Regions from separate parts of the Homo sapiens genome. Here regions 1 and 3 are each linked to region 2. A link is a loop called in an ENCODE intact Hi-C map of the cell type or tissue named here. Cell type or tissue: PC-9. All regions are shown on one strand. Links, peaks and the distances in the headings refer to the core of each region. The heading gives the core; the rest is flanking DNA. Region 1 has its middle 9.9 kb from the start of RUNX2-AS1. Region 2 overlaps RUNX2 (RUNX family transcription factor 2). Region 3 overlaps RUNX2 (RUNX family transcription factor 2).

What was found. Hi-C counts contacts between places; a loop is a spot of excess contacts. Peaks named below come from ENCODE experiments on the same cell type or tissue, not always from the same donor. Only the 100,000 strongest peaks of a DNase experiment are listed, where the experiment ranks them.
Region 1: a loop joins it to region 2, with 3.0 times the contacts of the local background. A loop is called at or near these places in 3 of 110 quality-filtered maps.
Region 3: a loop joins it to region 2, with 6 times the contacts of the local background. A loop is called at or near these places in 6 of 110 quality-filtered maps.

The regions. Positions count from the first base shown.
Region 1 is chr6:45,581,159-45,592,172 of GRCh38, forward strand. No RefSeq gene overlaps it. Among named protein-coding and RNA genes, the nearest start is that of RUNX2-AS1, 9.9 kb to the left of the region's middle. In PC-9, for the core only: no CTCF peak of the experiment used is centred there; DNase peaks (open chromatin) are centred at 5,863 and 6,263; H3K27ac peaks cover 2,439 bases.
Region 2 is chr6:45,441,439-45,452,452 of GRCh38, forward strand. All of the region lies in intron 5 of RUNX2 (RUNX family transcription factor 2), which reads left to right. Among named protein-coding and RNA genes, the nearest start is that of SUPT3H, 69 kb to the left of the region's middle. RefSeq lists an enhancer at 4,510-5,011. In PC-9, for the core only: no CTCF peak of the experiment used is centred there; a DNase peak (open chromatin) is centred at 4,533; H3K27ac peaks cover 2,616 bases.
Region 3 is chr6:45,502,618-45,513,631 of GRCh38, forward strand. RUNX2 (RUNX family transcription factor 2) reads left to right here. Exons shown (of 9, transcript NM_001024630.4): 7 at 9,629-9,790. Among named protein-coding and RNA genes, the nearest start is that of RUNX2-AS1, 69 kb to the right of the region's middle. RefSeq lists an enhancer at 2,335-2,629. In PC-9, for the core only: no CTCF peak of the experiment used is centred there; a DNase peak (open chromatin) is centred at 4,834; H3K27ac peaks cover 3,367 bases.

The sequences.
Region 1 (11,014 bases), core at 3,764-8,763, 140 kb after region 2:
AGTCAAAGGCCTCAGCTAAACTTTGAAAGCACTATGTGACTTGGTGCTGCTTGGGTTACCTTTTGAACCTTTTCCCCACTTCTCAACTTGGACTAACAACTCCCTCCAGGTCAGGCGCTTGTCTGATTGTCATTCTTTTAAGTGGAGAGTTTAGGCCATTTATATCATTTGTAATAGCCAAACTGTTTAGATTCATTTCTACCATCTTATTTTGTACTTTATAGTAATATTTACCTTTTTTTCTATATGTTTTTTTTTTCTCCTTTGCTTCCTTGTTTTGGATTGATTGGTTTTATTCACTCAACTCTGAATTCCATTTTTCCCCTCTATTCCACCCTAAAAATTTTAATATGCAACTTTAACATAATTTAATTGAAAGCTAATTAATATAAGCTTTTTCTGAACAATACAAGAAACAAAGAACTCTTGAAATCTAAGTATTCATCTCTAAATTTTACATGAAGTTATCCAGATTTTAATTATCTCTTGATTTTTAAAGATTCATAAATTAGACATTGTTGTTTGGTACATATAAGTGTTTGTTTAGATTTATCCACATGTTTACTTTTATCTTTGTCATTGACTCACTTGCAATGCAGATCTACCTTCTGGGATGATTTCTTTCTAAAATGAATGTCCTTTAGATGTTTCTACAATGACAATATTCTGTTAATAAAGTCTCTCAATTTGTGATAGTTTGAAATTGTGTTTCTTTGACCATCCCTCTTTTTTTTTTTTTTTAAAGGAAAGATAGCTTTCTTTGTTTAGAATTCTAGATAGCTATTTGACATTAGTTGGTTGATCTGAAGTCATTCAATTTTCCCTGCTGGTCTTGAGAGCTCAGCTATGACCTGATCATTCTTTTTCAGACAATCTACCTGTTCTCTCTGATTGCTTTTAAGGTCTCTTTGTCTTTGTTGTTCTGCAGCTTCACTATGGTATATCTAGGCAGGGATTTCTTCGGTATTCTCTAGGCTTTCTCAATTTGTGCACTGGTGTCTTTCATTAACTCTGGACAATTCTTAGCTATTATCTCTTTTAATATTGCTTCTCCCCATTCTCTTTATTGCTTCCTATAAAACATTCTCAAATTATTCTTTACATTTTCTCACCATTTTTCACATTTCTCATTGCTTTTTTTACTACTAGATTCTGTGTAATCTCTTCAGTATTAAAGTTCATTGATTTTAATGTTTACCCTATTTATTTAAATTATTTCATTTATTACATTTTTAATTTCTAAATTTCTGTTTGGTACTTTTCAAATGTGGCTAATTTTGATAGTCTCTTTTACCTTTCACATAGTTTCAATCTCCTCTCATATTTATAAACCTATTAAACATACTAATTGTATATTCTATATTTGAATAATTCCAGTATCTGTGGTCTTTGAAGGTCTGATTGTAGAGTTTATTGTTTCTGCTGACTTTCACTCAGAGTTGTTTATTTACTTTTTATTACTGATTTTTTTTCTACAGAGCTCATTTTCTTTGTAACTTAATAATATGTAGTAATTCTTTGAGGCTCCATTTATCACCAACTTGGAATCAATTTAACTTTGTAGAGTTTTATTTTAGCCACATTTGTTGTGTATATTCAGGCCCAAAGTTATAAACCTACACATCTGTAGTTAGAAATAGGGAGGGGGAACTTTTTCTTTTTCTTTCTTTGTTTTTTTTTTTTTTTTCTACTCAGAGTCAAGACCAAGCCAGTCATGTATCTCCACCTTGTTCTGTGGGATAGATGTTTTTTTAGCTCCGTCAATGGAGTGTTGCCTTTCCATGATATTGGCTTATTTGTGGGTCTCCATTCTGATATTTCACTCACCTTGAGCTTCAGATTTTTTTCTCTCATGTGCAGGAAATGCTGACTCCATCACTTGATGATGACTCTGGATTTGGGCATTCTGATCATTCATGGGGCCCAAGGAATTACTTTCTAGATAGATCTGTCATACATTTAAAATTTTTTTTATATTTTTCCTAGTATAGTGAGGGATTTTTCTTAAAATCATGTCTACTCTATTGTCAAAAAGGTAAGACCTCACTTTTTTGCATATTGGGTAAATTATGTCTCTGAACTTTCATTTATTTCCTCAGTAAGGTGAAAAAACACATATCATTAAGATTTTTGTGAGGATTAAATAAAAGACTGGATATAAATGCCTTCCATGTAGACATTTAATAAATGATGATTGTTACTATTACTGCTGCCACTATTCTACTATCAATATTAGTACAACCTATTACTAACAACACAAAAGAGCCTGTTCTTCCATGGAGAATCAAATAACTATCCAATTAAAACAAAAATAGTTAATTTTTAAAATAGTTAAGATTTAAGCTTTCTAAACATATTTTTCATGTGTATTATGTTGGGGAGGGTCTTTTGTTTTTAAACACTACCCCTTGAGTAGTTAATAATAACAGACATGGGCCTGTACTCTGAGCTATATCTTTGATAGTGGTATGTGTGTGGGCTAGAAGTTGGGCTCCAGTCAATAACCAACACCAGAGTCCATAGTGGAAACACTTCCGTTCTGTGCAGCATGGGTGGGCAAGCTGAAAGAACACCACTTATTGGAAGAAAGGTGCTACACATATACAATGAGGTGTTATATTTATTATTATTTCTATTTTAAATTATCCATTGAAGAAAGAAGACATGGAGAGAATTTTTAGTGAGGTCCAGGGTCAAATTGGGTTCAGAAGCCCAAAGGGGAACATGGTAGTTTTCTGACTGGGATGCATGTGACCTTGGGCAGGTCAACTAACCTCTCCCAGCTTCATTCCCCTCATGGGTAAAGCAGAAGAGTGGGACTGTGTAGTTTTAGGGAACTTGTACATCTAAATTCTATGATTCTCATCTTTTATTCTCATCCATATCCCCTGGACTCCCTAGTTCACTGACTTCTAGGACCCATAATTATGACTATGTGAAAGAATACTCTTTAATCCAGCGATGCATTCCCAGAGTGACATGTGCTCTAATGTGAGAAACAGTAATGAGAGCTACAGTAGAAACAGAATCCTTCAGTGGCTTTGGCCTCCCCAACTTGATGAGATGCTCATTCATCTCGGGTGTGTGGTTGGAACATGAGTGGGTACAAAAAAGGTGCCAAAATTGCTGCCTGAGGAAGGAAGTAGTTGGAATTGATACCCTGTGAGTGGGGTTAGCTATGTGCAAAAGTAGACCACACCTAGAAACAGGGTATAGTTGTGTTTCTAAGAAGACTCAAGAAGCAACTTGATCCTGTCAGGGGACTGGGCCATATCCCTCAGCCTGGAGTGCAGGGGGTGAAATGTACAGCACTGGTACACGAAGGAGGAAATGGCTGAAGTGCAGTGGTCTCTTTGGAGTGGCTTGGAAGCAAAGGCATATTTCTGTTGATGGGACATATTAGGAAAGGACAGTGATGTTAGAGATAGTTAGAATGAGGCTCAAAGCATGGCTTTTGGAGCCTCTCATCTCTAACTGGAGGCCAAAAGCAGTGGCATGGGGGCTGTTCTGTCATTGTTTCCCAAACTTCAGTCATTTGGATGCCACAGTTAAGATGTTTGCTGTATCCACCTGCTCTATTATTTCTTTAACATTTGTATTGAAGTTGATTTGTTTTTATTGAAATGTTTATTTTAAAAGGAAGCTTTCTATCATTATCAGAAAAAAACCAGTATCACTTGCCATAATTAGAAGACAATCATCCTGTCTCCCCCCCGCACACCATGAAAATAAAGCAATGTCATGAAGTCCTAACGAGGTTATCTTACCTGTAGAAGGCTGTGGGCCTGAGGATTGCTCCTTTCCTGTTAAAGGGAAGATTAGAAAGTGTTGGACTCACCAGCACACCCAGACTTTCTTCTTGGAGTAGTAAGAAAGACTGACAGATCATAGTAATGGGTAAAATTTGTTGAGTCTCTTTTTACATATCCTCCCATTGACACCTCCAGATTTTATGAGACCAGTGATTCTATCATTTCCATTTGTTTTCTAGCTGAGGACATCAAGTCTGAGAGAATAAACCACTTGCTCAGAGCACCCAAGCTAGCTAGGGGTGTAGACAATGGGAAGCGAAGAAATTTGACTCCAGACCTGGAGTTCTTCAGCACAGGACTATATCTTCTCTTACGTGTCAGTCTGTGCTATTGAATGCTTTGACTTCATGGCCTCTGAGAGCATCTCAAGTGCCTCCTACAAGCATTTGCTGTATCAGGAGTTTCAGGAATCTTACCTGAAGGTGCTTAATAAGGATTGGTCTCTTCTCCTCCCCACAACCCTCCTGTTCATGGGACAGACCATCCTGAGCCTTGGTTCCAGTATTCAAGGATGCTGGAAGAGAGGTGGCCACTTCATCTCAAAACACTCGTCCTTGTCCTCTGACAATCCCAGAATTTCCAGGCAACCTTCCAATGGTGACCTGCTTTCCACAGTGGGCTTTCCAACTGGGGTGAGAATGAACCCATCAACTGATAGTAACGCTTGATTTTTGGTTCACAGATGTACCTTAGTGATGGGTACAGGGCCCTCTATCAATATTTACTGAATGAGTGAGTAAATGTTTGGCAGTTATATTTCTAAAACTAACAATGAGATTAATAATAAAATGGCTACTTTATGAAGCTCCCATGCTACACCTGACTTGGTCTTAAATGTCCCTCCTGTGTTATTTCCTCAAACAACCCTATGAAGTAGGTGCTGTTGTCCTCTTTTACAGATGAGGTTGGAAACTGAAGAGCTAAGTAACTGTTTGATCCAAAGCCTGTGGGTGCTCCCAACTCTTGCTTATGCTGCTCCCATCAGAATTGCCCACATGGCTCTGAGTTCTGATGGATTTGGTTAATGATGGTCAGGCCCTTTGAGCACCACCTCTGACTTTACTAACAAGCTGAGTCTCGTTTCCGTCGGCCCCAGTTTCTTCATCTACAAACAGAATATTACTGAAGAGAGCACATGAATGCACTTGGTACATGGCCAGCATTCAATAAAAGGCATTTCTTATTATGGGGAGGAAGCAAAGAGGAACCGCATGGGGAAAGAGAAGCCACTTCAGGAGGATAATGGAGATGGCAGCAACGTTCTTTCTGTTTTTTGGTAACTATGGTGAAGGTGTCAGACAAGGCCTCCAAATGCCAATTTCCCCCTTTCTCAGAAATGCCCCAGAGAGCAAACTCTCCCACCCCAAGTTCCCCCAGAATGAGTATTCAGCACCCTTAGTTGTTGGATACACATCCTCCTGGGCCATGTGGCCCCCCTGCTGCCCGTTGCAGAAACAGCCTGCTGCAGCTGTGGCATTGCAGGAAGTTAATCCCCTCACTCAGGGCGGAGACCAGAGATGGGTGGAACACCCGAGAAGCACAGGCAACGGTGGTGATAATGAAGAGCGTGTGCGAGGCTGGGGGGGCCACCAGGGAGGGGCGGGAGGGCCCCCTGGAGGGTGCAGGGAGGAAAGGGTGCTGAAGCCTCTAGTTAGCTGAGCTCAGCCCCTCCAGCCTGGACACTGGCAGGGTACAGTCCTTCCCAGGGCAGTGTCAGCAACTTGACCCTGGCACCCGAAGATCCCTTCCACCATGGAGTGTGAGGTCTGAATTTGAGAAAGACTCTGTTAATGTGATGTGGTCTCTTGTCTTTATCCATCCTCATTACCCCACACCCCCGCCCCTTTTCAATCACTGTATCAACCCTCAGTTGCCTGTTTACTTGGTTTTGTGGTTTTTCACTTAGATGTGGTTAGAGAAAGGTGGGGTCAGAGGACAGGTTCTCCACCCCGCTCCTTCACCCCCACCCAAGTGTTCTACTTGGTCTCAGAGAGCAGAACATGACACTCTTGGCACAGCAGATAGATAGGGAAATTCTGATTCAGTTTCTCTGGGGTGGGGTCCACGTGTAGGTATGTGCTCTAAGCTCCCAGGTGATCGAGAGCCACTGCTGTAGTTATTGAAGGTATTGGATGACTCACTGCATTTAGAAGGCAAGTCAGTGGGGAAAAAGTTGAACCCAGCTAGTAAGAGTTAGCATTTCTTATTCCTGCACAAACATTAGCTAAGGAGGATTTGACTACCTAGAGTCTTTTGACAAGGCTCTCAAAAACTTATTCCCAGCACTCCATGGATGTGGACAAAGAGTATATATTGTCCAGCTCATTTTATACCTGCAAAATGGCATAGTTAGTAAATCACTGGGGAGCTAAGAAGTTATGATAACAATGGAATGACTTAGCAGAGATGATGGTGGTGGTGATAAGAGGGACAAGCCAAGACCCGAAACCTTTGATGCTCAGATCATTCCACAGTTCTTCAGATGTTATTGAACCAATAGGTGTGCCCTAGAATAATGAATTCCATCCAATACCATCTGCCAGATCCTGGAGGCCATCTTAAACCTACCAGGATAGCTTGGAGGGCACAAATGCCACTTAAGGAGAGAGAGGACAGAGCCAGGGCTGCTTCCTGCCAATATATTTACAGGAGAGATTATGGGCTTAGAGCCTCAGTGAGACTCTGTAGAAAGATATGAGGAAGTTTAGGGATTTTTAAGGAAATGATAGCTTACTTCGTGGGCAGTGCCTGTGTGCTGGATAGTCAGTGGGGCAGTGGTGTGGTGTCAGGACATGCCAGGTGCACACGTAGCAGGCCTGCAGAAGTCTCAGTTATGAAAAGCGTGGAACACACCATCAGTGACAGATGGAGAGGCCCCCCACCCCCACTCTCACCCTGCCACACCCTACCCCAGCCTCTTAGACCACAGGTGCAGACCCAACTCCAGAGTTTGCAACACAGATCAGTAAGAGTCTCCTTCATTGTGTTATTTATATTTTCCCTTCCCCAGCAAGATTGCCTGGTTCAAGATTCGTTATCCACCAGCAGTTACCATTGAGAAATGATGATAGAACATGAAATACCACTCACAATGACAGCTAAACCCACAACATACCTGGGAATTGACCTCACAGAAGATCCCCCAAACGTTTTTGGGAAATTAACAAACAAACTATTTTAAAGTGTGTAAAAATGAAAGGATGATATTATAGCAGAATACCTTCAATGTAAAGTAAAACATGTATACTCCATTTTTAAAAATGATATAGACATATTCAAGGACTTACAGTAAGTAAGTGGATAACCCTGGGAAGAGGGAATAAACTAGGGGCTCATATACATAGACACATATATATTATCTGATAATACCTAAACACATTTCCTCAGCAAATAATAGTTGCTTTCTTGAATACTCAACCCAAACAGGCAAAATGTGTGTATCTTCCATGGTGCTTAGCTCAGTGCCTTGCATGAAAAAGGTGCTCAATACACATTTTTGTAAAAGTTCCATTAAAAATAATATTTATATAATATTTACACATTATGAATGTATAGCAAATTTAGAACATGTACATTATAGAGAGAATCTAGAAAATACACATTATGAAAATTTATAAAATATCGATAATCAAAAGTATGTTAAACTCACCCATACTACTCCTTATGGATAACCCCTATGAACATTTCTAGATTTATTATTCCAGATTTCAATTAGGGTATTTTTTATGATTGATTGATGACTTTTACTATGTTTTCATCCAGTAGTTTTAGCCAGTTTGTAGTTTGAATGAAAACCATTTTGAAATGAGTTCAGTGTACAAAATATTCACTATGCATGAAGTGTAGTGTGTGCAAGGCAGGAGCAGCTAGCCTGGGAGTGAGTCCGAAAGGTGATGTCAAGGAAGACGAGGGGTCAGTCAGGCTCAATGTGATGGGGTTGATCAGGAGAGGGACAACAGGGTGTTGGCAAACCTTCTGTAAATAGCCAGATAGTTAATATTTGCAGGTCCTATTATCTCTGTTACAACTACTCTACTGTGCTGTCATACTGTGAAAGCAGCCAGAGGCAATATGTAAACGAGTGAGCATGGCTGTGTTCCAATAAAACTTATGGGCATTGAAATTTAAATTTCCTATAAGTTTTTCATGTCACAAAGTATTCTTCTTTCAATTTTATATTAAAAAAAAACCAATTCTTAGCTTGTGGACCATACAAAAACAGGTGGTAGGCTAGATTTGGTCCATGGACCACCGTTTGCAGACTTTTGGGGGTGATGTCACAGGACGAAGGAAAAGACCAGAGGCAAGAGAAACCTTGGCAAGTTAAAGAGCTAATGGAAGGGTGTGATAGATCATTGAGTGGGAGGCTGGAGGTGAGGCGTGCTCCTGGAGAGGCTTCAGACACCCATAGCTCGGCTCCATGTGCCACTGAAAGGTTGGGAGTAGTGGAGAGAGATCAGCTGGAATGGACTTCAGAAGAGGATCCATTCTGGGATTATACCAACATTCAAACCATTGCTCAAACTATGTTAGGCCAGAAAGTCTGGTTTCAGGTTCTTCTGAACTCCTTCAAGAAGAAAGAGCAACACACAGGAAAACAATGCCCCGCCTTGAGAACACCCAAGATTTAACACAAATAATCATCTTGAGGTTGGAGTGTGAGAGGTTTACATAAATAACTTCACCAATAGGGTGGATGGTCTATGGCGTCCTTGCAAAGTCAGCTGTGGCAGTCTATTCCTCCCCCTACCCTCCTTATAATGATACTCCTTTCTACTCATTTTTGGTCTCCTCTTCCCACATCCCATTGGTGTTGTGTTCCCATCACTCCCACTTACCTCATCCCCAGCTCTCTTGAGTGCAGAATCAGATCACCTTGCCTAAATGGCACTGCTACTGTCTTGATTGGTCTCATCCTGATTTAAATGCTACCTTGAAACCTTTGTAAATAGAGGTTCACTATTTCCTTAGTTATTTCGTCCCCCACTTCCCACACCTCCTTGTGACACCAGGCTGCAAGTGTATGCAATAACCTGGACTGGACTGGGCAGAGGAAAGATTATGTTTACTCTCACTTAATTATATTTTACTGAAATTAAATGTGTACCTCAATGAAACATGACACATCACAAAATCTAAGCAGACTGTTTTTCTACACCTAGTACCTGATCTTAGCCTGGTTTCTTGCACCTTTTTCCAGATTTCCTGGACATGGTGTTTTGGTGCAATACCTACCTATTTTAACTCCATCTCTCTTCCAACTGCAAGAAGGCTTTGGCTTTCAGCATTTGGAGTTTAAGATTTGATTACTCATCCAGGGGAAATATTCAGAAGTGATCTCATAGGCATGATTTGCACCTTGCAAGCTTGCTTAGAATATTAAGCAGGGGGTTTTCCAAGTAGACTTGCCTCACTGTCCTGTTTGCAGGCCTAAATTATGAAGCAATTAATATACAGCACATAAAACTGTCCAGTCTGTTTGTTCTTGCTGTCATATCGTCAGTAATGATGGCAGGAACTGACTAATGAACCGGCCCAAGTATCTATGTACACTGAGAAAGAGAGAGGAAGAAAGGGGGCCAGTGGCAGAGAGCACGCAGAACAAGTATAACTCATATTTCTCAAAGAGCACGACTCTTCCATTTCCTAATGCTTTTCTCATGAATAGTTTGGGTCTTTTTTTTTTTAAAGTCTTTATGAAATTTAAGCCCTGTTTCCCATTTCACTGAAAAACCTTTAAGAAAAGACATTTTTCATACTTAAGACTTTTTCAAATCTCTCCTAACCAGTTACACTCTGTATTGTATCTTTCGTAGCTGGCAGCCATCCAGCGACAATCCTTAAAAATCCCTTTACAGTTTTAGAGGAAAATACAAGCTCTCATTTACCACTGGATCGAGTCAGAAAATAAAAGCTTAATGCCTTGACAGGCCTGGATATTTTTTTGAGGCCTAAGTCTGATTTATGGCAGTAGCCGGCAAACCAGGCTGGTGAAATATTTGCTGCTGCTCCTAGGGATATGGAAAAATGAAGTGTGAAGTTCTGGGGAGAGCAGGCCACAGCCTTCCAGTCACTAAACACTCCCACCAAGTTGGCAGGGGAACAGAGCCCTGGGCTGCAAGATGAACCTCAAAGGAAAAGGGAGGAGAAAAGGACTGCGCACCGTGTCAAAATACTGCCAAGGCTTAACGCTCACCATACATTTTGTGACCTGGGGTAGGATGTTTATGAGGGGGGTTTAGGGAGGAAAGAGAAGAGAAACATTTTCTTCCTTCTTTATTTATTCTATTTTCTTTACAGCTTCCCTGTAGGGGTTTCAGTCCAAGTAGAAGAAATTAAGAGCAACAACAGGAATGTAGGAAGTTGCTTAAGCCCCCATCATAAAATTGTTCAGATCGAAAAATATGATCTGGTTAGAAAGAAAGCACTGGCCTGCCTTAGGGCTTGCAGCTTCAAGGTGGGGTGACAGACCCACTTCCCCACACCATGGGTCCCCAGATCTGAGAGCATGGAAGTTGAGATTTTCATTCCCATGAAAAGGGAATTTCCTAGAGGTAGAAGTGAGGTGAGTTTTCTCCCCTAGAATTTTGTTGAAGTGAGTCATCACAAATGCACAAGCCAGGCAAAACACTTGGTGTTTTTATTTTTTCTTTCCTTTATGTAAAAAAAAAGTATGTATATATATAAAACAGTTAATATCCACTGTTTAGATTTGTTTTTAATTTTAGGTTTCTGAAGTAGAGTCTTGGATACCCGTGCTTGTCTCAAAGAGCTTTATCTGTACTTGGTGTTATTCACAGAGGAGATGAGTGGAGCCCCCACAGAAAAGCAGGGGTTGATTTTAGTTGTTTTCTGAAGTGCAAAAAAGTTCTCTTCTAGTTGATATTTTTGATAAACAAAGGCAAAAAAGGGCAAAGATGGAAAACATGCATCTCATTTTCTCCTCACACGAACTTATCTTCGGAAGATCAGTTTCAAAATCTGATTCATTTGAGGGTTGAATAAGGGTTTTTTTTGTTTTTTGTTTTTGTTTTTTTTTAAATAACAGCACTTCTGTCTGCTAGGCAGAGATTTATGTTCCTGTGAAGTCTTGGGTCAGTTAAAGCCGTCTCAGTAATTACAGAAATGTTTATATCCATGTGCAGTCATCCCCCTTCCCCTCACTAAATCACTAATAAACACACCTACTCTCACTCAAACAG
Region 2 (11,014 bases), core at 2,251-7,250:
TGTGAGAATGATAATACCTTCCTCATCAGTTGCTGCAAGAATGTTAAATATTGTAATGTATGTAAAATGGGTAGCACAGTGACTGTCATGTAGTAAGTGTTCATTAAGTGTCAGCTATTATTACATCAATTTTCTTTAGTGTCAGACGTTGGCTGTAGAGTTTTGCTTATGGTATGCCTCTAGGAAACAGATAACATCTATAGATTCTGTTCTCTAGTATATTACTTTTTTCCCCCTGCAGATGACTTTACTAATTTTTGCTCATTAGTAAATGACACTAATAAGTATTATAAATTATGCCTGAGCAGATATTCATGCTCCTCAGGGAAAGCTGTGCAGAACTGATGATAAATTTAATTTGTTTGCAGCAAAGTCCAAGAGCAGATGCTATGGCACTAGTACCCCACTGTGAGGCCTTGCCTATCAACACATCTGCCAAGACTTGCTTTTCACTCAAAAATCCAAAAGGTTTCATCCTTCTATGTTTTCTGTCTCTGGCAGCTGAACCAGTGCTGTCACATCACAAACAACTTCTTTTCTTAATATACACATCTGGCGTTGGCAGTTGGACTAACTTCATAAGAGCACATGATCATCACTCATTACAAGATTAAAAAGTACCCTATGGCATCATTGATGTTTTTTAACTTTGATCTTTTGCAGTTGTGATTCATCTCGGTTATAAAACTTCCCTTTAAAGGAACATAGCCGATGACTTATTAGAACCTTCATCTTAAGTAGCGTAAACATGAAAATGGTACACATCTTTACAAAATGCCATTTATTTTCTTTGCCAGCTTATCATTTTAAGACATGACATCATACTTAAGATCCCAAATTTGTAAGTCTTGTGTTTAGGCAAGGCATTTTGACCTTCTGTTGGCAAGCTAGCTCTGAAGAACAACTGTCAGCCGGAGAAGTGGTGTAGCAGCAGCAGCAATAGTAATGCATTTAGATACCTAGCTCTTTGAAACATCGGTTTCTATTAGGATCCCTTGTTCCATCTGTGGACTTGGTTCCACCTCCAGTCTGATTTAAATAATTTCTACAGGAATGTGAAAACTTGGTTAGCAACATCATATTCTATAGAAGTGGTTCAGAGTTAGGGAAGAGGACTGATGGGAGAAGGTATTATTTGTTGTGCAGAGGATGGAAAAAGTAAATAAGCTTACATAGGATACTTTAAATTCTCTTGCTGTATTTTTTAGTTGTCTATTACTAAATAATAAACTACCCTCGAATATAACATCCAGTTTATTATTTCTTATGATTCTGTGGGTTGATTGGGGTTCATCTGGATGGTTTTTCTATTTGTCAGGCTTGGGGTCTATCATGTAGCTGCAATCAGATAGTGGCTGGTGCTGGAACATCCCACATGCTTCATTTATGTGTCTGATGCCTTGGTGGGATGGCTGCATGGTTGGGCTCAGCTGGAATGATGCAACAGCAGGCCCCACTGCATCTCTTTCCATATAATCCTGGATCCTCTTCCTCTCCACGTGGCCTCTCCATGTGGTCTTTCCCGCTGAGTCTGACTTCTCACATGGCGGCAGCTCAGGGCTCCCTAAGGTACAAAAGTGAGAGTTCTCAGGCCTTGCTTTTTTTTTTTTTTTTTTTTTTTTTTTTGAGATGAGGTCTTGCCCTGTCATCCAGGCTGGAGTACAGTGCCATGATCATAGCTAACTCCAACCTCAAACTCCTGGGCTCAAGTGATCCATCCTCTCACCTCAGCCTCCTGAGTAGCTGGGACTACAAGTAAGTGCCACTATACCTGGCTAATGTTTACATTTTTTGTAGAGATGGGGTCTCACTATGTTTCCTAGGCTGGTCTTGAACTCCTGGCCTCAAGTGATCCTCCTGCTTTGGCCTCCTGAGCAGCTGGAATTATAGGTGTGAGCCACTGCACCCAAGGATGTTGGGCCTTCTTAAGGATTAGGCTCAGAACTGGCATGGAATTGCTTCCTCTAGATTTGATTGGTTGAAGCAAGACACAGGTGCAGCCTGGATTTAAGGGAAAAAAACCACCAATGGTGTGAATGTTGGGGGATGTGGTTCATGACACCAATGTCATCAACTTACATAAGTGCTTAGCTGGCAGTTGTCATTGTCACAACAGGAAAAATAATTCTTTTCAAGGTGCCATCTTCTGAAAGGACTCTTGGCTTTTTCAATCTAGGGGACATTCAAAGAAAATACTCCAAATTTACTAGTCTAATCGTAGTGTCATTCTGAATTGAACAGATTTGGTAAATATCAGATGAATTAGTGGTGGGTATTCCCTTGTGGTGCTTGGTATTAGCAGATCACTACTCAAGTGAGAAGAACATTAGATGTTTGAACAAAAAGAAGTATGAGCCTTGCCCAGCAACATGACAAGTCTGTAGCAGAAATATCTTATGAATCCTCAGATGGTTAAGATTAGAGGTTTTTTTTCAATTTTTAAAATTTTTTTTCGAGATGGAGTGGCATGATCTTGATCTAGGCTCACTGCAACCTCCATCTTCCAGATTCAAGCAATTACCCTGCCTCAGCCTCCCAAATAGCTAGGATTACAGGTGTGTACCACCATGCCTGGCTAATTTTTATATTTTTAGTAGAGACGGGATTTTGCCATGTTGGCCGACTGATATCGACCTCCTGACCTCAGGTGATCTGCCCGCCTCGGCCTCCCAAAGTGCTGGGATTACAGGCGTGAGCCACTGCGCCTGGCCAAGATTAGAGGTTTTATACTTTGTATCATCCAACTTTGAAATTCTTGCTTGCTGGCACCTTGGCAAACCTACTGCCTGACACATGTGAGTGGGTTTCTAAAAATTTTTGTGTGTCGGGTCTCAGGTAGGTAAACCATATTTACTCTCAAGGAGAGACCAAAGCTGTGAATTGTGTACTTCCTGCCAGGGCACTGGCATTCACCACTGATCAGCCAGCCACCTGTCTCAACCTGGTGGGAAAAAGGAGAAGCTCTGCCTTTTTCCCTCCGGTGATCTAGCTCCTTTCTTGCAAGCTCAGAGTACATGGCTGCAACATTTCTCTGCTTGTCTTTGTGTGTAGCTTCAGTAAGGGTCTGGGGCTTAGGTTAGTGAGAGGTTATCTGGAAGTATAGGGTACTGTTGGTATTTCTAGGCTTGCCTTAGTATCCTGCTTCACTCAGCTTGTTAGGCTTAGGTCCTGCAGCTAAACTATTTTCTTTTCCTGTTTGCTTATTCTCAGTTGTGCCCAATTCATCAACAAATCTGTAATTGTTCAGAGAAGTTTTATTTCTCTGTATTTTTGAGGCATGTCCAATTGCAGAAGTTTTACCTTAACAAACTTGAGTGAACAGACTTAACGAAACAGGTGGTGTAGGCAAGACATCATCTCATTTTTCTCTTACGCTGTTCCACCTAGTTCTGGGACTGCTTTCCAGCCTGGTGAAGGGTGGAGAGAATGGAGGGGTTGACATTTTTCTCTTCCTCATTCCAGCTGATGTCAGCGGCAGCTCGCTTTTATCCTCCATTACTTTTCATCTTAGTTGGGTGAAGGAATAGACTTTTTATGCCAAAGGCTAGCCCATGACTTTTGCTTATTTACCAAAAGAGGATGCTTATTTTATTTTATTTTATTTCAGATGGAGTCTTGCTCTGTCTCCCAGGCTGGAGTGCAGTGGCGGGATCTCGGCTCACTGCAACCTCCACCTCCTGGGTTCAAGCGATTCTCCTGCCTCAGCCTCCTGAGTAGCTGGGATTACAAGTGTGTGCCACCACACCTGGCTAATTTTTTGTATTTTTAGTGGAGACGGGATTTCACCATGTTGGCCAGGCTGGTCTCAAACTCCTGACCTGGTGATTCACCCGCCTCAGCTTCCCAAAATGTTGGGATTATAGGTGTGAGCCACCGCGCCCGGCCCAGGAAGATGCTTATTTAGAGATTGGTCACATGTGAAATAAGGTGAGGGTACATGTAAAATATGTTGGATAGAGGGACAGCAGATGTATTTTTTAAGATTATTTGATTCTTCTGGACACAGTTCTTGCATTCACATTCTTGCAGTCTGTGAGGATGATTTGAAAAAACCTTGATAGCCTTTGTGCCATGCCCCAGATGCTGCAGGCCTGGGTTTTAGTCCTTAGCACAAAGCATTAGTAGAGAAGCCCTTAACTTCCTGACTTTCAGACTTCCCCTGGGTTCTTCACTGTCTCCGAAGTGCCCAAGGAATAGAATTTATGGGTAAATGCCATGTTTTGATATTTACAAGTTGGCAAATACAAGCAGCAATTTGATTGTCATAGATATTAATCACTTGGCTACCAGTATATAAAACATCGTTGAAAATCTTTAACTTAAGAGAATAATAACAGTAAGAAAACCCCACTGTTCTCTGTTTCCCTTTCTTCAAGAAGGATGAGGGGGGCGGGGGGATGGGTCAGAAGCGCTGGTGGAGGTTATGTCTGGTGGTTGGTGGAATGTGCTCTTGAGAAGACCAGTTTTAAATATCTTTCAGTCCTTTTTTTTTGTTGACTGGCTGTCAGGAGCTGGGAAGATAGCCAAGAAGGAAATGACACATCGAGAGGCATTTTGTGTTGTGCAACATTCTGTGGAACTGATGCAAGGATATATGGCCTGTTTACACATTCCTTCGCTCGCAGACTGCATGGCAGTAATTTAATTCAGCAGCACATGGCATGCTGCAGCAAGGAGCTATGGCATTAACATCCTTTCATGGCAAATTATCACAGCCGTTAAAACATGCTCGTGTCCCTCCTTTGCACTCTTCCCTGGCTTCCCAGCTCTGAATATGCGTTTTCATTGTATTGGACTTGTGTTAACAAGGTGCTGTAGCTTTCACAGCAAGAGCACAGTTTCCACATGCATATGTTCCAGTTGATATATTTACTTCTAACTAAATATAGCATGGCAAGTTTTCAAGTGATATGTGTTCTAAAAACACATACATGCTTGATCCAAATGTGTCAGTAGTTTGTATCTTAGTGTAAGTCAGAGATCATTCATTCTGAAAATAGTGTTAGGGACTTGACAGGGACTTGAGAGAAAGAGGTTCCCCTCCCCCCCTTTTTTTGTCTCTCTTTTTTTTTTTTTTAAATAATAATGACCTTTCGTTCTCAAGAAAGATAATTCCTGATAGATCACTGAAATATTCTGTTCACCTCTATTTTGTTTGTGCCATGGCAATTTCTTCAAGGAAGACTAGACCAGTGAATAGGACATACTTAAAAATAGCAGGGAAAAAAAAGATTTGTTGTATTGCTTTTCCCATTCATACCTGTCCATACCTAGCATTTTTATAGGATACATTTATGATGTCAACTAAAGAACATCTTTGGCCTTCACATAAAATCTCTAAAGTTTTTATTTAAGCAGGTATAAAAAATAATTAATTGCTCTTGTTTGTTCAAGTAATTTTGGAAATTAAGAAAAGGCATAAAAACCATTTAGGTCTAAAATATTAATTCAAGATCATATGTAACAGTTAAAATAAAAGACTGTGTTTGTAAGTAGCAAAGGAAGGGCTCCAGTTCTCATAATTTCTCTGCTACTGCACACTGGTGGTGAAAATCTATTTGTTGGAAGACCAAAACTCTTCATTAAAATTTAGGTTTAAGGCTTAAACCCAAGCACCCCTGGAAAAGGTAACTCAGACTTAAATTCTTATTAAGATAAAAACAAGTGACATAGAATCATTTTTTGGGAAGTAGGTTTTGGAAGATAGGGGAGGAGTGGTCAGTGAAATCCTGGGTACTAGAAAGTAAACAGTGAGTGGCAGTGTGCAGCAGGCAGGACCTTTGCCGGCCTTGAGGCCAGTGGTTGCCAACTTCAGGCATCACAGTTTTGCTGCAGGTCAACTGTAGCAATGAGCATTCCTGATGCTTTCCAGTTCTGATATACTCTTAAGAGTGCAAGATTTTGTTATTGAAAGGTGAGAGTTTTAGGGTTCTGTATTTCCATATCTCTCTCTTTTGCAAATGTTTTCCTTTCAGAGTATTCCTTTTCTGTTGTTCTAGATACATGCTAGCTTTCCTACTCTATTGGTTTGCAAGTTATCATTGAATGTGTTTCTTTTATTTTAGTATTATCTTTACCATTTTAATATGTATATTTGTCTTATTAAAATTAATCATGATCTCTGTCCATACAAGAACTTTAGCATTCTTTAAACTGCAGTCTCACCCCCTCTCTTCTAATGTCGTTATCTGATATTTTAGTAGATCCTTGTTTTATATTTCCTGGATTAGTCATTATCGGTGTTTAAAAAATGTTTATACTTGTATTTATCCATTATGTTTATTGATTCATTTGCTTATCATTCCTTCTTTCACCTTAGTTCTTCCTTTTAAGTTGAGTTTGCTTTTTTCTTGATGTAGATCCTTCAGTAATTCCTTCAATGAGAAACTGTTAGTGTGAAACTCTCAGAGAGTTTTTATTCCTGAAAATGTTAGCAGTTGTGTGTGTTAGCTGCTGCCAACATGCGGTGATGTGAGAGGCGTTCTGCTGAAAGCCTGTCTGCTTTGAGTGCCTGAGATCCACACTTCCAGTCATTCCTTTGTATTGAAACTTTCAGGTCATTATTATCAGGTTAGCTGGAGTAGTATTTAAGGAAATGGAACACAGGACAGATAATATTCATGAAAGATGGTGGAAGGGAAATGTTTCTAAGCTCCTGTCACTCTGGAGAACTCTGGAGAGGTCTAGGGTCAGTGAGTGGGGAGGAGGTCAGAGGGAATGTTCCTGCAGAGGAGAAAGCAAACGGGGAGGAAATTAAATCCCTTATTTTACACTTTTGCCATGGGCAGGCACTGAGTTGCTTTGGAACTTTTTATCCAAATTTATGTTAAAGAACTCCACCATTACACTTGCTCTGCAGAGGTCATGTGGCTGTTGCTCCCTGAGCAACCGGAGCAGGAATCCTTAGATATTGGTGTCCACACGTTTCTGTCATTTTGGTGAGAGTACAGGACTCAGAACCACAAGAGCTGTCTTTTGTAGGGTAAACGAATCAACGAATTAAGAAGAGGGAAGAAAATAATGTGTGGACTAGAGGAACATGGTTTAAAAGGGCCAGGAGACCACGATCTGGGGTGAGACTAGCTCTGGGCAAGGTGGATGGGGTGACTCCAGTGCTGGCTCGGTGTGTGTCTTCCTGGGGTTGTGCAGTAGTTGGCAGGTGGGGAAGACATCAGATGACACTGAAGCAAGCTGGTGCTTTCTGCCTTGCCGTGAACTCTCAGAATGCATATGCACCCTCCACAACATGCATTCTCATCTTCTCATTTACCTCCTTGGAGTTAAATTTTATGAGATACAATCTGGGTAAAAACGCTAGCATGTATTTTGGTTGCGGGGGATACTCAGGATGATTAATCTGGGCCTTATGCCTCCTTAGGATTGGCCCAGGAAATTATTAGTAGGCAAAGATGGGCCCTTCAAGGAGATGATGAAGGTACCAAATGCAGGTTGTTCTACAAGAAGTGAGGAGAAATATAGATGTGTAAAAAGAAGGGTGAGTGTGAAGTCTGGGTTACTAATTCTAGAGCTTTGGTTTCTGTTTCACCCCCTCACTGTTTACTCCAGCCTACAAAAACAAGTGACAATGTGTTTTCTACCATGAAGGCTATTTCAGAGTAGCTTAACAGGGAATTAATCTGTAAGGGTAGTTTGTGTTTAAGAGGTGGATTCCCTTATGGCTAAGGGGATTGGAGGACTCAGGAATTCTTCTTTTGAGACCTCATTGCCATCTTTGTGACCTTAAGCAAACCACTAAACTTTTCTCTACTTCTATTTCTTCATCTTTCAAATGGAAATAGACATGAAGGCAACTTCACAAAGTAGCTGGGAGTAACTCCTAAGGAATGATCATAAAGTACTTGGCACACATGAAGGGCAGCTTAAATACCAATTAGTAATTATGTAGCGCCTTTCTGCCAAGGAGTTCCAAATGCTTAGACATTACCTCAGTGATTCTCTGTACATCTCTCTGAGGGAGGCGTTATGCATTTTACACATAGGTAAACTGAGGCATGGACACCTGAGAACTCATTTGTCCTATGTTACTCTGCAAGTCAGCAGATGATTTATAGAGACAGGCAAGGATTCCAGATATTTTCCTGTTTATCCTGTTGCCGTTTGTCAAGTCTGTGTAAGTGTTGGGCCCAGGGGATTCTTGGTTGATGTGATGAAGCAGTGTTACATAAGAAGCATGCTTAATGCTGCAGTAGCATCGCTGAATAGTACAGAAGTCAAAGTTATAAGGCCTGGCACAGAGTGGGCATGCAGTTCATGGACATAGGCATGTTTGTTGAATGAGTATTGAATTCATTTTAACAGCTGAAAACACTGAATTTTGTGAGATGAAAATAATACATTGTATAACTTAACCTCAATAGAATCTTACTTTGAATACCAGTGAAATGAATTTAGTACTTAAAAAAAATTAACTTTAAAAAATTGCACAAGTGAAAAAATTGCACACTAGAAAATAAAAACTAATAATAACAAAGAAGAAGACAGAGATCACTCATAATTGCATCTCCCAAGATTACCACTACTAACATCGTGATGTGTATCTCCCAGATATTCTGTGATAGATAATGCTGGTACTGTTATGAAAGATAACAGAAGTTGGGGAAATAACATCAGGAAAATGATGGAATGCTACAGAATGGCATGACCACATTGAAGCTCAAAGGAGAGCGAATAACTGGAAATGAGGATAATTGCTGTAAGGAAAAGGAGCATGACAATAGAACCGACAATTGTTTCCAGTTAATGGCTGCCTCTGTGATGTGAAGGGCCTGTGCTGCCTGAATGATGTGGGACTAGATGGATCTGAGAAAGATCCGTTCCTCCCCCAACCCTGTCCCACCACTGAAAATACCATCTCCCTTTAAAATAGCTGACAGAGCCTTTTTTTTGGTGACAATTAGAGATGTGTTTTAAAATGTAAATATTTCCGGCATGGGAACATTTATTCATTCAAAAAATTACTTTTGAGTGCTTACTGTTAGCCAGGTGCCAGGCAGGCGTGATCCTCCCTTTGAGGAGCCTACATTCTGTAGAGAAAAAAGGCAAGAAACAAGTAAACAAACATTTCTCTATAATCACATCTAATTGCAAATTGTGATAAGTGCTGTAAAGGGAACTGATGTCATAGTAAAGAGTAATGGAGTGGGAGGGAACAGGATGGAACCTATTGAAGAGTGGTCCAAGGAAGGCCTGTCTGGGGAGATGACATCGGAGCACAGACCTAAAGGGTGAGAAGAAGCCAGTTTGAGGAAGAGTTGGGGGAAGAGACATCAAGGCAAAAGGTACATTGTGTGCAAACCTTGAACACAGTCAGTATCAGAATCTAATATCTAATTTTGCAAGGTGAGAGGGCATTAGCAATGCCTACATGGTTGGGAAGAGGTTGCAAAAAAAGTAGACTGGACTCACACACCCAAAAGTGGCTGTTTATAATTGTACCCAAGGCTGGTGTGGTGTAATTAGAGGAGCACAAAAGGACTCTTCATGTTCATCCCTCCTGGCCCCAAACCACTCTCTTATCATTCTCACCAGGTGCCTGAGATTCTTCTTCGAGTTAAGGCTTCGAGGACAGGATGTTCATAGATGTTATCTACAAAGGATAACACATTCTAAGCCATTTTTGGTGAACAACTTGGTTTAAATAAGTGAATCAAATCAGATTAGCTAGATACTTATTTTATAGCAGAGGACCACAAGACCCAAATTGGTAGGGAAAGCAGGTTGAGAAAGACCTTGAAGAGCTCTGGTGAGAAAAATCGAGTGGGAGGAGGTGGAGGGGGAATGGCTTGTCTGTAGCTGGGGCTCCGTAAGAATTCTGGGTCCCGAATAACATGTTTTCTTAGATGAAGAGCAATAGGAGTGGGCTTGTACTAAAAATAACCCAAACAAAGCTGTAGGCTACCTATATAAGTAGATTCTCTTAGGACTATGTATCATGCAGTAAAGCCTTGGCTTATGTGGACAATGAGAAGCAATCCCGAAGGTGATCTGGGTTTCAAAACATAAGAGCAACATGGAAAACTTCAGAATGTTTAGCGAAGAGCATTGATGATGATTAAAGGCTTGTAAAATTGAACCTATGAGGATAAGTTGAAAGACTTGGGATCGTTTAGCTTCAAGAAGAGGAGACTGAAAAATGACTTAATAACAGACTCAAAATTATGAGAGTTATTAAGCTATGTATGGTGACCAGCTGTTTTGTTTCTGGCAAGGTCAGAGAAAGAATAGGTTTCAAATGAATTAGGTTAGATTTAAAGAAGAACTTCTTGACTATAAGAATTGTTAAATAGTACAGGTTGCTGAAGGATGAGGGCTTGAATGGAGGGCTTTTCAAATACCTTCCATTTTAGTGATTCTCTGTGTGTTTATAAAGTGCAACAAAGTGCCACCTTTCTGCTTTCAAAATCAAAGGCATGATTTCTGTTTTCCATTATAATTCTGAAGCTCAGACTCGCAGAGGTTTGTGGACATAAATAATGAGGGTAATTTGTCTTGACTCTGTGGCCATTAGAATCTTTAATTGAGAAAAATATGACCAAAAAGAGAAACAGATCTGCCATATGATCAAAAAATTGTTACTGATAATCAGAATAGGTGCATTATTAATTTTGGACTGAGGGGGATAATGTTTTATTGTTAGAAAAACCCACGTTCATTTGATTTGTATATTCCAGATAGAAAAGGTAGGGGGCTTTATGAAATTGATTCATTTTTGTCTGTTCCTCCCTATGGGGAGAAATTAAAAACATTTCCAGGTGACACCAAAGTTCGTATAACCTGGAGCTTGAGTGATGCAATCCAAAAATCAACCTCAAGGAATTTATTGTCACAGGGAAGGAAACAGAGAGGAAATAGGCAGGATTTATTTCTGAAAACAGAAACCTTCATGCATTTAAAGACTGGCAGAGAAGTGAAGTTGAGCAGAGCAAGTCTGAGAAAGGCTGGCTGAACACACCATTCCTTTCAGCTTTGGAGCTGGAGCTGCAGGAAAGAAAGA
Region 3 (11,014 bases), core at 2,317-7,316, 61 kb after region 2:
GAGGCAGCTAAGAGCCCGAAGCCTGAGTGCAGCCCCTGGACTCCACCCCTGTGTCCATTCCAGCTGTTGTTTTCTCTCCACACCCTTTCCTGCACGCCTGGTCCTAGACTGGACTTCTGCCCTGTTTCTTTTAGGATGCTGCCAGAGGGAGATTTTAAAAATGCATGTCTGATTATGTCACTCTATACCTAAACATCTTCTAAGGTGACCTATTGCATTTAGGATAAAGATTAAAATGTCTAGCATGGCCCAGCAGGGTCAGCACAGCCTGGCTCCTCCCTGCCTGCTCTCCATTCTCATCTCACAATATTTTGAAACTTTTTCACAATGTTCTAAACACAGGCCTTCTATCAAGTACATAAAAAAATGATATTGCCTTCTTCCCAGGAACTGGACACGGGCCTAAAGCCCTCTTAACCTCCCTTACTCATCTTCTAGACTTATGCTTGTCATTCAGGTCTTGGCTTGATCTTTACTACCTTAGAGAAGCTTTCCCTGATGCTCAATGTGGTTGGAGTTCCCATTTTATGGTACCATGAACATCTCTTTTTCAGCATTTACCATAGTTATATGATTATTTGATTAATGCCTGTCTCTCCTACCCAACTGTAAAACTCCATGGGACCAGGGATTAGGTCATAAAACTCCATAGCACCAGGGATTAGGTCTATTTTTATTCAACATTAATATTCCAAGTGCCTACACAATACCAGAGTAGATACCTGATACATATTTTTTTGAATGAATGAATGAGAGACAATTACTAGAACGATGGATATAATCATCCATGTGACATCAGGTATCACCATGCCTGGGGACCTTCTGTAATACCCCGACTGCCCATATCTGATTTCCTGGATGTTGACATCAGCCTGATTTGAACCTGAATTTACCACACCCAGTTCAATACTATGATTCGAACTAAGGGCCACTCTCCCTTGCCAGCATCACATCTCAGTGGCATTTCAAGTTCTTGTCCCACCCTTTTGTATCTCATTTCTCTCCCTCTTCTAGCTTTGCCGTTGAGATTCAGGATATGCCAAGGCTGAGAGGCCAGGACAGGTATGACATGTGGTATAGCCTCTTTCTTCTTCTATTAGATTTTTTTAAAACAAGAAATGCCTGTCCTTTTCTGTAAGACAGTTATGATCCCTATCTAGCAAAAGTTGGTGATACATAAGAGTGCTTCTCATCACCTTGTCTTAACAATGCAACTTCCTTCTGGTTTTTCTTTTAACATTTTATTACAGGATATGATATCTTAGGCCATACATATCGTTTTTCATTCTCTTCTCTGCTTATTGTCTTCTAAGTTTACTAATTCTCTCTTCTCCCATTGTTTGTGTTGTAATATAACCTATGGTCATGCCTGGTGTACCCTACATAGCCTCCAGTTTTAACCAGTTTGCTGCTTTTTTTTCTCAGATTTCATTTTTAGACTCTGTCACTCGGGTCTGTCTCCTGCTGGATGATTCTGGTAGCCACCAGATCAGTTGGAGAAGGCCCTTGGTGGGGACAAGGGGGGTCCGCACCTTGCTCTTGGGGCTTCTCAGCAGACATGAGCCAGATGCTCTGTGATGGGAGGCGCTGCATTGTCAGCTACCTTTCATAGCCACCCCAAGTCAGCTCTGCATGGCTTCAGTCATTTCTGATGCAGTTACAGTCTCCAGAAAGGACTGAGGGTTGGGAGCTCACTCTTCTGAGTGGTTAGCATCATAGCATTTTGTATCTGGAAAACATCTTAGAGATAACCCACCCATTCCCATGTTACAGGTGAAAACAGTGAGACTCAGAGGCCATAAATTATTCGTCCAAGCCTGCACAGTTAGTGCCAGAGCCTCCAGTCTAGGGCTCTTCCTATGCTTGGAGGAGGCCATTTGTTTGTAAACAGTTTCCTGTTAGTCAAGAGAACCAGAAATGAGTGAAGAAAGCTCATTCTAAAATTCCAGTCTTGCTGACAGGGTTATTAGAAAAGACATAGAATTTAACATTTCATATTTAGTGTAGATTGTTTTGAAATGGGAATCTCTGTATGTATGAATGTGTATATGTATAAGTGTGAGTATGTCTGTATTATGAATGACAGTAATATGACAGAAATAGTTTAAGATAGGAAATGGCAAATCTGCTCCTCTGTGTTAGGATGATTGACCCTGGTAGCAATTAAGAGGCATAGTTCTAAGCCAGTAGACTCTGTATATCATTTTTGACACCCCAGTTTTCTCAAGAAATATTTGAGGTTTACACAGCCTGATTTGAGTACTGTTTAGGGGGAAAATGGGTGGAGAATAAGGGGTGGGATTGTGGGGATCTTTGATTATACCTTGTTGCCCCAATACGGCAGGTACTCCCTGCAGACAGCTTTGGCAGAATCACTGGCTGCCATGGTGTCCTGTTACACAGAAGCCTGCTGGCCGCAGGAACAGGAAATAGCCTTTTGTATGCGGGTTCAGGCTTTGCTCCCATTGACTTGTTTCCTCCCGTCTGCATCAAGTTCAGCACCCTGTCCCTGGTGTGCCTTGTTGTGAGCAATTCCTAGGAAAGCAGATCCTCCTTCACACCCACACATGTTTAACCAAAGTGTTTACAAAAGGAGCCTTGCTAATAGCAGCTGCCTTGTTTCCAGCATACCTTTGGGCTTTCAGAAAGCTCTCTGCCTGCTCTGCTGCCCCCACTCAAACTTACTCATTCAGAAGAGAATTGGATATGTTTTCCCGGAGTCAGTTCATTTTCCTGGGATGCCTTTTTTTTTTTTTTTTCTTTTCTGCCTTCCTCCCTTCTCAATATAACTCCAAGTGTTTAGGGTTCAATTATGCAGATGCGAAATTTGGCTTTTTAGTCATTTGAAAGTATGGAGACTCCTAGAGCTCATGACTCTTCTATATCACTGTAGGAAGTGCATAGCCACCCCCTTTTTGTTCCCCATACCAGTGATTGTACTTCAGAAGCTGTGGTCCTGCTCAAAAAAGACTGTTTGCTTTCCTCATCTCCACAGGTTTACATAAAGGGTTGTCTCCATTTTTGCCTGATGAAAGGCAACTTGAGACAGAGGAACCACCCCTCTCCCAACTAGCATTTTTGAGCACCCCCTGGGTACGGTTTTGCCTTCTGTGCTTTTATGTTTTGTGGTTTATAGGATGGAAAGCAGATGCAACCACTCTCCAAGAAGTCTAAGCTGAAGGAACACCACCCTAGAAGGAGAACTTATAAAATCGATTCTGACATTGGTGCTCCATGGTTCCTTTCCATCTTTAGAGCGTTTTTAAAAACACAATTCCATGCTTGTGACAGACTTTGCCTCGGTTGAAACACATGCTGAAGGGATTCCTTATGACAGATGACTGGTTCCTTTTTACGGCTTTCAGTGGCTTCTACCTTAGACAGAAAAAGAGAAATTAACCTGAACTCTTAATAGCTAGATTTGGTCTACTCTCACGGAGGAAACCATGATTGCTTCTGAAAATGTGTTGTTGCAGATCTGAGGGGTCCAATAAATAGCCTTCCCTTTATTCCTGGTGGTGGTTCTTAGTGTGCTTTCTCGGCCCTGGGGACCCCTTTCTTCCTGGGTTCATCCTCAGGGCCCGCAGGAGCAGCCCTGGTCCTCTGCTTTGTTCTCTTCTCTCGCATGTAGTCATTTTGATCAATCACATCCTGTCTGTGAGTACAGCAGACCCATCAGATAGGAAAGACCTGATTTTCTCTCTCAAGTTTATGTTACAGGTCAGATTTGATTACCACTTCCCTCTAAGACCCCCTATTTTAGGTGGCAGGAGAGAAGTTGGTGGAGAAATAAGAGTGGAGTCATCTTTAGTGATACGTAGTGCCTCAGATTTCCCAAGCACTCAAGAGTGAGTGCATAAAAACCCAACACCAGAGGGTTGTTCATATATCATATCCATATAAAAACATGTCAATTTGTTGAATTTCTCTAATATAGTAATTAAAATAATATTGATACTGTTTCTGAAGATTGCCATATAAAAAGAATGAATTATAGTTTTTAAAAAAACATAAAAATATTTAAAGTTCAACAACAGTTTTGTTGTTGTTGTTGTTGAGACAAAGTCTCGCTCTGTCGCCCAGGCTGGAGTACAGTGGCGTGACTCAGTGCCTCCCAGGCTCAAATGATCCTCCCTCCTCAGCCTCTAGAGTAGCTGGGACCACAGGCATGTTTCACTGCACCCGGATAATTTTTGTATTTTTTTGTAGAGGTGGGGTTTCACCGTCTCTACAAAAGCCTGTTACCCAGGCTGGTCTCCAACTCCTGGGCTCAAGTGATCCACCCAACTTGGCCTTCCAAAGTACTGAGATTCCAGGCCTGAGCCACCGTGCCTGGCAACAGTTTTCTTTCCTTTTTTTTTTTTTGGAAACTTTCTGTGACATAGCATTGATTTAGCCCCCGAAAACTTGTAGGTAGTTCATGGCTTTGAGGTGACACTCTGGCTGACCTATAACTGCAGTCAGCCAGGGTGTCACCTTAAGGCCATGATTAAAAGTCAAGGATATTTGTGTTTATGCTGGAGTGTTAGGACATGGTTCTTCCCTCCATGTTTCTGTAGATTTGAAAAGACACACCATCCAATATAACTCTGGGTGAGGCAGGGTGACGGATGGATTATCCTTGCTCTGTGGGACCTGAGGCTGAGATAAAGACAGTTTCTTGTTTGTCGTTAATTAGTAGGTTTGTCTCAGAGCTAGGCCTTGTATCTTTCCTATTAGTAACTTTAGGATTGACTGATGATGCCTGAAAAACATCTATCACCTGTTCTGACTCATCCAATTTGAGAGTAAATCTCAGAAGTCTCAGGTTTCTTCAGGAAGTTGAGTTCAGAAATTGTTTATGAGATCAGGTTAAGGTGACTTTCCTCTACTATAAGCACTAATAATTGTCCATAAAAAGCAAATATGTTGTAATCATGTATTTATGACAGGATTATATTTTCTTGGTGATTGCGCATTTAGGAAGTGAAGACATTTTACAGCCATTTTTTTCCCCACTAAAAGATTGAAAAGGTTAAAGTGTACAGTATTTGAAAATACACTTAAAAAATTAGGATTTCTCTGGGAAGAAACCAAAACTTAAGAAAGAACATGATTAAGGTTAAGCCATTGTAAAAGGATATCAACGTGACTAACACGGACATATATGCTCCAAATTGTGAACTACACGGTACAGGAAGCTCTCCTAAAAATTGTACTCTGCCAGAAAAAGAGGTCAAGGGCTAGAAACAAATATAAAATGAAGGTTCAGTAAGATAGAGTCTTTAACTGTGGGAAACATTTATCAGGTTCTTTCCATATGCTAAACTCTATATTATATTATCTCATTTAATCATCAGACAACTTTATGAAGGAGATATTCTTATTTACTCCCATTTTATAGATGAGGAAACTTTAATCTTAGATACGTAATTTGTCCAATCACACAGTCTGGAAATGGTGGAGCTTGGATTGGTAATCACTCATTCACAAGGTATTAGAGAAGGCATGGGGGTGTTTGGAGACCATGGCTTTTGTTTAAAAGGTTGCTATCCTCTTTAAAATTGTTTTTTATGCTAGATCTAGTGAACCCCATAACCCCATATGGCAGTTCTTATATTTCCTTTTTTTTTTTTTTTTTTTTTTTTTGAGATGCAGTTTTGCTCTTGTTGCCCGGGCTGGAGTGCAATGGCGTGATCTCGGCTCACCGCAACCTCCGCCTCTTGGGTTCAAGAGATTCTCCTGCCTCAGCCTCCTGAGTAGCTGGGATTACAGGCATGTGCCACCACGCCCAGCTAATTTTGTGTTTTTAGTAGAGACAGGCTTTCTCCATGTTGGTCAGGCTGGTCTTGAGCTCCCAGCCTCAGGTGATCTGCCTGCCTTGGCCTTCCAAAGTGGTGGGATTACAGGTGTGAGCCACTGCTCCCGGCCTATTTTATTTTTCTTTAGTAACTCTTTCTTTAAGTCATTCTCATAGACTCTTAGGACAGTGACCTTGAAAGAGACTGGCTTGACTCTAGCCTATCCTCTGAGAGACAAAAAGACAAAGATAGATCTTCTGACTTGTTTAGGGATCTTGAGAACTTACTTTTCCTAATCTTGGATATTTGGAAAGGCCTCCACTAAAAGCAAAACTATCCTTTAACAGACTTTTCTAGTATATATTCTGGCAGTCAGGATGTAAAACCTAAAACCTCACGATATAAACCTCTTTGGTAGCTTAAAGAGAAATTAGAGAATTACTAATTATGACTTAATTTTAATATTTTATTATTCACTCAAGCCACCCTGAAAGGTTCATTCAATAGTTGTTTATTGAGTACTATGTGCAAGGCATTATACTTAGTTATGCTGAATCTGATCTTGGAAGTCTTTAAGAATAACAACATGAGACAAACCCAGCTACCCTAGATAGCATAGAGTCATATTTTAATATTTATTTTTAATAATGATGATTTTCCATTTACCATATATTATTTAATCTTCAGTCTGAGGATTCAACTCTTTGAGATAGTATTATCATCTCCATTTTGCAGATGAGGAAATTAAAGCTCAGTAACATTGAGAAACACAGCCCAGGTCACAAGGCTCAGGCAGGGCCTTCACCATGTGAGCTCCTAAAGAGAGTCAAAATAGTTTTTCTGTAGTACTTTATAGTTATCAAAATGCTTTTACTTGCATTATCTCATTTTCCAAAAATGAGAGTATTTATTATTGTATTCATTATATAGATAGCTCTTGTATTTATTATATACTTAATATGTGCTAAGAGTGCCAGGTACCATATTAGACATGGCCTAGTTCATGTAATCCTCACAAAAACCCTAATAAGTATCATTATTCCCATTTTATAGATGAGCCACCAAGGCCTAAAAGTTTAAGTGATATGCTCAGCACAGCAGGGAGGTTTAACTGAAGCCTAGGTTTGTCTGCACAGCCAGGATGTGTGACCACTTTACTATATTCACTTTTCTGTATTATGCTGCCTCATTTTCCAGATGAGGAAACTGAGATTCAGAGTTAGCTAACCCAGATGAGGTCATACAGCTTATCAATAGCGGAGCTGGCACGCCAACTCAGATCCTCTCACTAGAAAGCCCACTTGTTTCCCACTGTACTGAGCCGCCTTTCTGCACAAGGAGAACTGTATCTTACATCCAGGTTGAGTACCCTAATTCCTTTTCGTCATTTTTTACATTTCTTTGTATTTGTTCTTGTTTTTAGGCAGGGGGCCCTAGACGGATGACTTGTTGCAGGAGAGGAATGGTATAGGTTAAACTGCTTGCTCAGGAAGTCATCTGGGGAAGTTAGATGAGAACTCAAATCCAAATTTGAGTCCTGTGTACCCAACTTATTTAGCTATGTGGTTCTCAACCTCTTTGTCTTTTGAAAATGTTGCTTGAGAGAAGGACTTGCCCTTGCGAGACTGCTTTCCTGTGCTGTAAGGAATGAATCTTTTTCCATCTGAAGATCATTTACCGTTTCTCTGAATACTGAATTACATTAATGGTGTAAGGCAAGGAAGTATGTCAATATCAGATATATAACAAGGACCAGTCACTCAGATTTGAAATGTTGCCAATCTCTACAATCTCGGCCTTGAGAATTTTAAGGCACAGAAGCCCGTTACTTTAATGATCAATTATCCTTTAGATTTCTGAAGGAAAAGTTTGTTAACCACTTATAGTACTGCTTTTTTATTCAAATTGCAAACTCAGGTAAATGTTCTTTAAAATTGAATTGGATGACATTTTTCTGTATATGTCAATGTCAGTAAACATCCGATAAATATCCAGGTGTGTTTAATTATTTTGACTCAAGGAAGTATGTCCTATTTAAACAATCTTTAAATAAATTGTTTCTGAATTGAACAAATAAACAAGAAATAGCTGAACTAAACTGCTGTGACTGTATAGAAAAACTGAGAGGTTTTAACGGAGGAATGATCTAAAAATCCGCATCTTATTATACTCATTTTTACTTTTAGAGATAAACCTGAATTAACTGTTCAAGTATATTAATAGTTTTTATTTTCAAAGAATAATAGGTGATGTGTAGGGATAATTTGAAACCTATTCCAAGTGTATTAACTCCAGTTCAGATATGTTTGAAACATGGAACTTACCCTATGTCACCCAGAGTTTTTTTTTTAATATATATATGTATATAAAATAATTAATGCCTATTAAGTCTATTTTGTGCTAGTTTTCTCTTAATCGTTTTCTCCTGTAATTTTCATATCCTTATGATTCAGGTATTATTGCTGCCCCTCCTTCCTCACCTTTTACAGATGAGGAAACTGAGGCTCAGAGTGACTGAGTAATTAAGCCAAGGTTACACAGAAAGAAGAAGTCTCAGAACTTGGACCTAATTCTGAACATTCCAAAGTCCGTGCATATTCTAAGATACCAAGCTATCTTGTGAACAGCCTGGTCTATTAGAATTTTAAAAATTAACATAATTTAAAAATTAGCATAAAAACGTGTTAAGAGAAATTTGGTTATGATTTTGTTTGATTAGCCCTCAAGTAAGAGCAAAAGAGTTTGAAATACATACTTTTTTTGCTTTGGAAACATACAGCACATTTACCTTTTTTTCTGTATATAAGCAGAAGGTCTTTTAATAAATCTATGTGGCCTTGAGTTTGTACCTCCAAGAAACTCCTAGAGATACATCAAAAAATATTGTTAATGTTCAGCAATTAAACCTAAACAGCTGACTGCCCATTAGTTTTATTATTACAATGACTGTAGGTAACACTAGGCCAAATTCCAGACATGTGACTTCTTCTAAACAGATTCCAGTAGGATTAAAAACATTTCCCCGTTCTCCTGTTTTGGGGCATTTTCTTACTGTCAGAAACTATGGTGCTTAACATTGAAACTGGCTGGTGATGAAACTTTTCAGTTCTTAATGGTAGTTGACTTTGAAATTAAATTTTTGTCTTTTTCTTCCGGGTTATTTTCTGTTTTAGCTTTAGCATGAGAGTAACGTAACTGGCTTCCCTCCTTCCTGTTCATCTTACGTGCTGCCCCTCCATTCTCATTCCTGCCCTTATTCCCTTCACCCCATGCTAGAAAGGGCCATTCCATTGACCTGCCTGAAAAGAAAGTGCCCTGAGATGAAATCATGGAATCATGCACTTTAAAACCAAAAAGCATGTCTGAAAGATAGTAAGTAGCTGGATATGCAGCAGCGAAAGGCACAGTCTACATAGTCTTTAACCAAGTTAATTGTTCAGAAAATATTCTAACTTAGAAAAAGTTATCCATGTTCACTGGAGGAATTTTAGAGATACAGAAAATAAATATAATTCCACTTTGTAAAGATAACCAAAGCAGATTGTTTTCTAAATGACTATTAGACTTTCGAAATTGAAATATTTGGAAGAGAGAGACAAATAGTCTTTATGCATCATCCATTTTGTTGCTTTCATTGAGACTCAAAGTCTAGAACGCTTTGTGCTATTTAAGGCCTGAAAGGATGGGGTTATAAGAGATAAATAGCCATTCCTTATATATTATATATATATAAGCCATTTTTTTTTCTCTCCCTGTTTTTCTGCTTTTTCCTTTCTGAGTTTTGGGTTGCATGTTTCTAAGGCTGCAATGGTTGCTATACTAAAGATTTTTCTTTTTCTTTTTCCCAGACCCCAGGCAGGCACAGTCTTCCCCGCCGTGGTCCTATGACCAGTCTTACCCCTCCTACCTGAGCCAGATGACGTCCCCGTCCATCCACTCTACCACCCCGCTGTCTTCCACACGGGGCACTGGGCTTCCTGCCATCACCGATGTGCCTAGGCGCATTTCAGGTAAAGACCGTGCTTTAACTAAAAATCCATCCCTGCACAGGGGTCGGGGGGAGTGGGATGGGCTGAGCCTGTCTCATCCATGCTCACAGTGACTCTCTATTAGAGGCATGTGGGCAAGGGAATGACAACTGGCAAATTAAATCTTCTGAATTATGGGGTTATCAAACACTGGAACATTTTAAGTCAAGAGACTGAAAATCCGCTAGAGATGGCATACTTTTAACATGGTATTTAATGCCGCCCAGTTAGTGTCCTGCTGAATTGTATCCCATTTGGTGGGCACTGTCTCATAACTAGGGCCTTTTCCTGAGGGTATTATGCCAGGATTTCCTCTGCTTGTGTTCCTTTCTTTTCGTAACATCTGCCTATAAACAAGATTGATGGCACAGCCCTCCATTCCTAAAGGCTTATAAGTCCCAGGAGTCCAAGCTAGTCAGTTCCAAGAGAGAGCACCTGCAAACTTAGGATCTTTGTCAGAAACTAGTCATTTGAAGTGCTGTGAGGCCTGGAAGAATCTTAAAAGACAATGCGTGGCCTCTGAGTGGCTAACTCAAGAAGGAGGCAGACTTTCTGTGAAACATAATGCATGCTGCTGTCACTTGCAGCCCGGCAGCCCAGTGCTCACAATTCCTCTGTTCCAAAGGCACCACAGAAATGTGTGGCCCATGGGGAGAGTGTGTGTGACAGATGACCTGGCTGCCCCTCTATCCTGGAGAATTCATCACAGAGAGCCAGAAAGTGTTCACAAAAACTCCAAACTGACAAGTAGAGAAAAGTTAAAGGCCCTTAGCTGACTATATGAGTCCCATGAATAAGAAAAGAAACCTCTTGGTCCACCCTGACATATGAACTGCAAACATTGTCCCCACTCAATGACGTACGTCCACAGAGGCACACACCCCATTGGATCCCACGTTTGCCAGATACTCTTCTCAGCGTTCGGGCCCCTGCACCTGTTTGACTCCTGGCCAGGTTAATGCCTTTCTTTCTTTCTCTTTGTGTTTCTGTCTCTGTTTCTCTCCCTCTCTCATTTTCTGCAAAGCTCGAAGCCGTTACTCACTCCGCTGAGTTGCATCACTGACAAGCTGAAGCTCCACCAGCAGGCTTGCGGGTTTTGATTAGTTCAGACTCCTTTATTTCTTTCAACTTGGGAGGAGGGAAGGCTTTGTTTCTCAAGCAAATAGCAGGAAAGGGCTCTCTGGTCCTAGTGCCTCACATTTTCTG